Regions from separate parts of the Mus musculus genome. Here all the other regions are linked to region 2. Evidence: chromatin loops called from intact Hi-C (ENCODE). Cell type or tissue: heart. All regions are shown on one strand. Region 1 overlaps Ngdn (neuroguidin, EIF4E binding protein). Region 2 overlaps Zfhx2 (zinc finger homeobox 2). Region 3 has its middle 6.2 kb from the start of Pabpn1.

Region 1 (2,500 bases), 55 kb before region 2:
GGGTCAACTATGAAGAGAGCATGATGGTGCGCTTAAGTGTTAGCAAGCGAGAGAAAGGACTGCGAAGGCGAGCGAGCGCCATGAGCTCCCAGCTTCATTCCCTCACACACTTCAGTGACATCAGTGCTCTGACAGGGGGCACTGCTCATCTCGATGAGGTAAGAGTAAGGTACGGTGGTAGCAGGAGCCGCCATGTTGTTAGCCACACGTGGGCTTCATATAGAAAGCCCGGGCAAGGGTGCTGGTGCTTAGAATGCGGGACTATTCCTCGCTTCTGTTGTCTGCAGGACCAGAATCCTGTTAAAAAGAGGAAGAAGCTACCTAAAAAAGGCCGGAAGAAGAAAGGTCAGTGACCCAGTAGGCGTTAGGTGCCACGGGAAGTCTGAGTTGGCATGCCATCTCTCAGGAACTTGTCTCAGGTCTTGTCTGTCCCTTCCATGATAGTCACTAATCTCTTTAGGTTGGCTTTTTTTCTTTTTTTCTTTTTTTCTTTTCTTTTTTTCTTTCTCAAGCTTGAAATCATTGTCTCTCACAAGGCAGTCTCTGCATTATATTTCTGTGGCCCCACAACTCACATTTCAACTGTCTGTAAATAGAAGTATAAAAACATCACCCGAGGAGATGGCTCTCTAACTGCTCATGCTCCTGTGAGTCCTAGGACAGAGAGTGCTGCCTCAGAGCACACACACACACACACCCCGGCCTCAGAGAGCACACACACACACACACACACACACACACACACACACACACACACACCCCGGCCTCAGAGCACACACACACACACACACACACCCCGGCCTCAGAGCACACACACACACACACACACCCCGGCCTCAGAGCACACACACACACACACACCCACACACACACACCCCGGCCTCAGAGCACACCTCCTAGAGCCCTTCTCTGCCTCACTCTTGGCTCCCTTCTGTTTCAGGTTTTCGGAGGCGCTGGTGATGTGGTGCGCTTACACGTGTACTTTTGGTCATCCTGGGATGCTTCTAACTTCACTGTGTGTAGGCGTTTGCCTTGGAAATGTGGAAAGTGCTTTACTAAATAATAAAATTAATTTTGTTTACGAGTGAAAGACATTTTTTGCCATACATTGTATGGTTGGAATTGCCGGGCGCGTGGGCTGTATTCAACAAAAGGATGCGGAAAGGGAAGACGATGTTTTGGGAGACTTAGAGAAGCTTGGTTTGCTGTTTCCTTTGGTAATATATTTTTCCTAGAAATTGGGAAATGATTATTTTACAAAATAGAGGCAGGATGAAGTAATCTGCCTCCCTGGCCCCAGCTCCCTGCAGGAGTTTAGAAAATAAAATAAAATCACATTGGTTTCAGCGTTTGTTGACCTGTCCAGCTTGGCCACCAGGTGGCATTAGTGGCTCAGGAAACTTGTGGTCGCTTGATAAACTAAAAGCTAGGTAGGTTGGTTCTGCCCCACTTTTCTGGACTCATCTCTTCTAATGTCCTGCTCGTAAGAGCTGATCTGTGCTCAGTCCTGGGAAGGATTTGTGAAGAGCAGCTGAAGTGACAGGCGGAGAGTCGGTGTAGGCATGACGACGTGGGGCTTCTCTGCCACTCCTCCATGAGACCTCAGTTTACCTGGGTCAATGAATCCAGCCCTTTTAAAAACTGTGTAGGGCTGGTGAGATGGCTCAGCGGGTAAGAGCACTGCTTTCTCTTCTGAAGGTTCTGAGTTCAAATCCCAGCAACCACATGGTGGTTCATAACCACCCATAATGAGATCTGATGTCCTCTGCTGGTGAGTCTGAAGTCAGCTACAGCGTACTTATGTATAATAATAAATCTTTGAAAAAATTAAAAAACTGTACAGCTGTCCTCAAGCAGGGCACAGAGTCCCTAGTGTGACAGCTCGGAGAGTGGGCACCCTCCAGGAGCTGGAGCCAGACCCAAGCCAGGATCCACATCTGAGCTCTCTGCAGAGAGTAACCTCTGTTGGTGAGCGTCTCTATAAACCCACCCTCCCCATGCCCCATGGACTGATTTCGGAGTTCTACTGGTCATTCTGATTGGTATAAGAATCAGCCAACTACAGCCTGGTAGAAGTTGGAACACTAGACTTATGGTTGCTCTACTAACTGTGGTCATGGTGAAATCATTTAATATTTTTGTCCTTTACTCTTCCTCAGCTAGAAACACAAGTGTGCTTGAATCCAGGGGCCACACCTCATTGGGTAAGAGTACCTGCCTATGAGCATGAACTTGAGTTCTGGTACCCAATACTCACATGAAAAGTCACGAAGTAGGGTCTGGCATGAAGGCTTAGCAGGTAAAGGTGCTGGACAACCTGAGTTTCATCCCTGGGACCCAGGAGGGAACTGACTCCTGAAAATGTCCTTTAGATGTCACATGCCTATGTCCCCTCCCCACAAAATTTGAAAAGAGTAATATAAATAAGTCAGGCATGGCTATACACACCTATAACCTCCTCCCAGCATTGTGGCTAACAGAGACAGGATGGGTGAGGCTT
Region 2 (2,500 bases):
TTTTGTTTTGCCCTTCTTGCCTTGAACTGTTGATGGCACGAAAGCCTCTAAAAAATCGGGGCTCATCTACCTGCTATCCCTAGCCAAGATTCTCAGTCACCCCTGTCCCACAGCCATTTCTTCCTGTGGTTCCCAGCATTTCTTAAGAGCAGCTCTCCCGTGGGCCTGGTCTCACAGGAGGGTAGAGGCAGAAGGCAGCCGCCACAGACCATGACATTACAGCTCAGAAGGAATTGGAGCGAAGGCGGCTGGTGTTCTGGAGGTGGGGGACAGTAGAGGAAAGGGCTGGGCCTCCGCAGAGCAGGCAGTGGCAGCCGTGTGATTAGAGCGGAGATTGATGTGAAGGGGCGCCACAGACCGCAGAGCGAGTCAATAAAACCGGAGGATCGCATTAGAGGCGACAGGGAGAGCTTTAAATTACAAGGCTGCTGCCACCACGGGGAATGGAAGGAGGGAGCCCTGGAGCCTAGGGAGGGCGGAGAGTTCTGAGGGTGCAGTCGCCCCGAAAGATGGATGGATCGACAGCTCTAAAGCGGCCCTCAGTCCTGGGAGCTCCCTCGTGGCCTTCCATTCTTCCCTCCCGTCCCAGCTCCTCACTAGGGTGAGGTGGAGAGGAAGGGATAAGGCAAGGCTGTGGAGAAACAGGCTTTTCGTTCTGGGAACTGTCTCCTTCCCCCTTCCGCCAGGTTTTCCTGTCTGCCTGTTACTCAAGAGAGGGAAGCCTGGGAGTGCTTTCAAGGCTCGACAGGAACTGCTGTCCCGCAAACAGAAGGCAGTCATAATTACTGACCTGAAGAGTAAGGCATATATGTACACACACACACACACACACACATATATCAGGAGGCAGAAACTGAAAGGCTTGAATTTGAGGTTCAGCATACAAGTGGAAGATCTTTAAGGTAGTCTTTGAGACCCTGTAGGATGGGAAACTGACAGACAACTAGAGAAGTCCTGGAGCCAGGGGGCAAGGGCAGAGCATGGAAATGGAGTTAGAGGCGCCACAGAATTTGAAGCCACGGTGGCCCAGGGTGTTTCCCTCCAAGCCCCACCTGGATCAGATTAGGAGAAGCACCACTGCCCCCTGCTGGTCACAGAGGGAACACCACCAAGCCCCAGCTCTGCAAACCGAATAAACAAAACCTGCCCCCCTCCATTTCCTCAGGCCCAGTGAAGGGCAAAAGATTTTGTGGCAACAGCTTGGGCACCAAGACTCTACCAGCCCTGAGCTTTACATCTTCAAGTGTAAGAGACCAAAGTCATGCTGGCCCGGGCCCTCACCAGCACTCAACCTTGCTTATCCAGACTACTTCCTCACGTGGAAACCTGGGAGTAATGGGGTGAGGGCCATAAGGGCAATCAATATACAGAGTGCATGGCCTGGGTGTCAGTGAGGGCCATGCTCTACCCCCTGCTTGGCCATCCCCTCCCTCGGGGCAGAGCACAGTGTTTGGAAGGAGGCTGGCATTCCTCCTGCTCCGCCTCTCAATGGGGCCAGGTTCACACCTAGTCCTCCCACCATTTACTGCTTTGCTTGGCGATTATCCCTCTTTGCCCCTCCTCTAAAGCCCAGGCTGGCAGTAGATTACCCATGATCCTCCTGCCTCAGCTGATAGGTCGAGATTCCCTAGGAGGTTGGCAGAACTCAAGCCTTACTTACTTGGCCTTGGTTTATTGTTCTGCTGCTGGCGATTGAACCGGGGGTCTTGCATATGCTGGACGAGGCTTTACCTCTGAGCTCCTCACTCAGCTCTTGGCTGCTGGGTCTGGAGACACTCATCACCTCAGAGCAAAAGGAGGATGTTTCCCCGGCTCACACGCAGGCTAGGGAAGCAGCTAATACTGAGCCCAAACTGGTATGGCCTCCCCCTGCAGCATTTACATTCCCTTTGGATCTGGAGTCACAGGCAGTTGTGAATCACTAGACATGGGTGCTGGGAACTGGGACCTCACAAGAGCAGTAAGTGATCTCAACGGGCCGGGCAATCCCAGCACTTGGGAGGCAGAGGCAGGTGGATGTCTGAGTTCGAGGCCAACCTGGTCTACAAAGTGAGTTCCAGGACAGCCAAGGCTACACAGAGAAACCCTGTCTCGAAAAACCAAAAAAAAAAAAAAAAAAAAGTGATCTCAATGGCTGAGCCATTTCCCCCGCCCCCCTTTTCCCCTTTGAGACTCGGTCTCATAATGTAGCCCTGGTAAGTCTAGAACTCTCTCTGAAGACCAGGTTTGTCTTTGAACTCAAAGTGATCCTCCTGCCTCTGCAGCCCTAGTACTGGAATTAAAGGTGTGTGCTACCATATCCAAACAGTCCTTTGATCTTATTTTTTTTTTTAAGAAAATATCGATCTTCTAAAAATAATTTTTATTTACTCTGTGTGTGTATGCAGCACACAGGCACTCATTGTGGGTCAACAGGCTTGGGCACAGGTCCTGTGCCTTTATGGACCGAACCATACTACTTTCTGGTCCCTCTAGTGCTTTGAGATGGGATCTGACGAAG
Region 3 (2,500 bases), 180 kb before region 2:
TAGCAGTGCTGGGATACAGGCAGGCGGATCTCTTGAGTTTGAGGCCATCCTGGTCTACATAGTTACAGGGCGGGCAGGGCTATATAGCGAGACAACTGAAAACTGCTCAGGTGAGTGCAAATGGACTAATTTCTAAATTTGGGTCTTATTAACCCTGATGTCTCAAGATGGACTCATGCAAAACAAGGACAACTTATGACCCCCCTGTGAGCAGGCTTACTGTCACCTTTAATCTTAGCACTCCAGAGGTGGAAATTGAAGGTGGAATTGCTTGTCTAAATTGCAGGCCGGGAGGGGGGTTACAGTTTTATATTGTAAGTTCTGACTAAAATCTTGGGTACTATATTACCTAACGTAAGACTTGTGTTGTCAAGAAGAGACTATTGATTTTATTAGTGAGTTGTGCCTGTGTGTACCATACTGTATTTGCCCATCCTGTGGAGGCCAAAAAGAGATGTAAGAATTTGTGGAGCTGGTAAGGGCTGGAAACCAGATCTGGGTATTCTGGAAGAGCAGTCACTGCTCTTAACCACTGAACCATTACTCTAACCCAGGATGTACTCCAGCCTCAGGATATCCATCCTGCCATTGCTAGTTCTGCTGATGACTTGGTCTCATCCCCTTGAGAACCAAGCTGTTCCATGAGGCTCTAAAGCCTCTTTTGTTTTTTCTTTCCTTTCTTTCTTTCTTTCTTTCTTTCTTTCTTTCTTTCTTTCTTTCTTTCTTTCTTTCTTTCTTTCTTTTTCTTTCTTCCTTTCTTCCTTTCTTTCTTCCTTTCTTCCTTTCCTTCCTTCCTTCCTTCCTTCCTTCCTTCCTTCCTTCCTTCCTTCCTTCCTTCCTTCCTTCCTTCCTTCTTCCTTTTTTGGCTTAAAGGTGTGTGTCACCACGCCCGGCTGCCTCTCATGTTTCTTGTGTTAACAAGAGTGTTAACCAGTGTATTTTTGCATTTAACCATTGTACTACCTCTTGTTTAAGTCCCTTTCTTGAGATAAAGCTAAAATATATGATCTCTGGATACTTCTGCAGAGGCTGGTTAACAGGAAGCAGTCTACAATTCAGTATTAGAATAATAGGAGCTTGAGTGTGGTGATTGACATAGGACTAACCTCACGGCAAGAGAACTAATTGCTTATAGATCTGAACTAGACAGTATGAGGACTTGTTTTTCTTTCTGTTTTGTTAAGAGGACAGGAGACATGTCAAGAGGACTACTTTGTGAAGTTCTGGGGATCAAATCCTTGTCATGTTCCATAGCATGGGTGTTTACCCACTGGCTATCTGGTTTGGTCGTCAAAAATGAGAAAGTGAGATGTGATGCTTGCCTTTAAGCCCAGCACTTGGGAGGCAGAGGCTGGTAGATCTCTTTAAATTCCAGGGCAGCCTGGACTACATAGTTCCAGGACAGCCAGAGCTACATAGTGAGACTCTCAAAAACAGAAGAACCCAACAGTGATTGTGAAACACTGAAATTGTTACAAATGAATACTGCTCTGGTCTCGCGTATCCACTAGGGGGCACTAATTGGTTAGTTCTGAAAGATCCCTAGAAGTTGTTTTGAGACAGGTCTCACTTGTAGTCTTGGAAGGCCAGGACCTGATCCATGTGGAGACCAAACTGACTTAGAACTCATGAGATCTGCCTACTTTAACCTCTGATTGCCACGTTTTAAGGTATGTACCACCACTCCCAGAACAAATTAGTCTTTGTGAACTCTTTTGGATGTTTGATTTTGAGATAGTTGAACTGTGTCAAGCCCAGGCTGGTTTGGAACTCAGATTCTCCGACCTCTGCCTTCCAAGTGCTGGGATTTCAGATGTGCACCACCATACCTGGCAGATGAGTGGTTTTTTTGACCCCTCTGTGGTCTTAATTCTTTTATGTCCACTCCATTCTACTCTATCATGTTTGTTATTTTCTCCATTCTTTTACTAACTGGGCAACTCATTTGTCCTTGTTGCTAAAAAGATGTGTGGTACCACCAATAAGCACAAACCCAGAACTAAGTAAGGCCTTTCCCTTACCATACCCTAGCCATACTGTCTGCCACATTTGTATCATGCATCTGATAGGCATTCCAGTTGAACTTGTAGTGTTTTCATGTATGATTTACACTGATTCTCTGGCCTCAGCAAGTATTCGCTAGAGCCTTAGTAAGGCTTATGGCTAGCCTAACATCTCTGTCAAAATCATGAACATGGTGTAACTGAGGAGAGGTCAAAATGATGATGAAAAAGCCATAATACATATATAGTGTAAATGAAATTATACCAGTTAGGGTGACAAAGTGTTCTTTTTAACAAGAGACCGTTACAGAAAATCACAACCGATCAAAACGCAGAAAACGTGTTTGTGGGATGCCCAAACCCAGTGGATCTATCTACACAACACAGTTCCTACAAAGCTCAGGGAATATCACACAGATGGGGCAGAAAGACAGTAAGGACCAGATGGATCAGGAAATCAGTTGTGAGACTGTGTCTCCTAGAAATGGTATGGAAAC

The links. Peaks named below come from ENCODE experiments on the same cell type or tissue, not always from the same donor. Only the 100,000 strongest peaks of a DNase experiment are listed, where the experiment ranks them.
Region 1: it touches region 2 in a loop (5-fold over the local background); 35 of 42 quality-filtered maps call a loop at or near these places.
Region 3: it touches region 2 in a loop (5-fold over the local background); 3 of 42 quality-filtered maps call a loop at or near these places.

The regions. Positions count from the first base shown.
Region 1 is chr14:55,023,049-55,025,548 of GRCm38, forward strand. It overlaps Ngdn (neuroguidin, EIF4E binding protein), which reads left to right. Exons shown (of 11, transcript NM_026890.2): 9 at 2-158; 10 at 288-345; 11 at 941-1,090. The coding sequence ends at 960. Among named protein-coding and RNA genes, the nearest start is that of Ngdn, 8.8 kb to the left of the region's middle. In heart, a CTCF peak has its summit at 1,374 (motif pointing right); no DNase peak of the experiment used is centred here.
Region 2 is chr14:55,078,352-55,080,851 of GRCm38, forward strand. All of the region lies in intron 1 of Zfhx2 (zinc finger homeobox 2), which reads right to left. Among named protein-coding and RNA genes, the nearest start is that of Zfhx2, 12 kb to the right of the region's middle. In heart, a CTCF peak has its summit at 1,117 (motif pointing left); no DNase peak of the experiment used is centred here; H3K4me3 peaks cover 1,024 bases; H3K27ac peaks cover 822 bases; H3K27me3 peaks cover 293 bases.
Region 3 is chr14:54,899,087-54,901,586 of GRCm38, forward strand. No RefSeq gene overlaps it. Among named protein-coding and RNA genes, the nearest start is that of Pabpn1, 6.2 kb to the left of the region's middle. In heart, a CTCF peak has its summit at 1,497 (motif pointing right); a DNase peak (open chromatin) is centred at 1,425.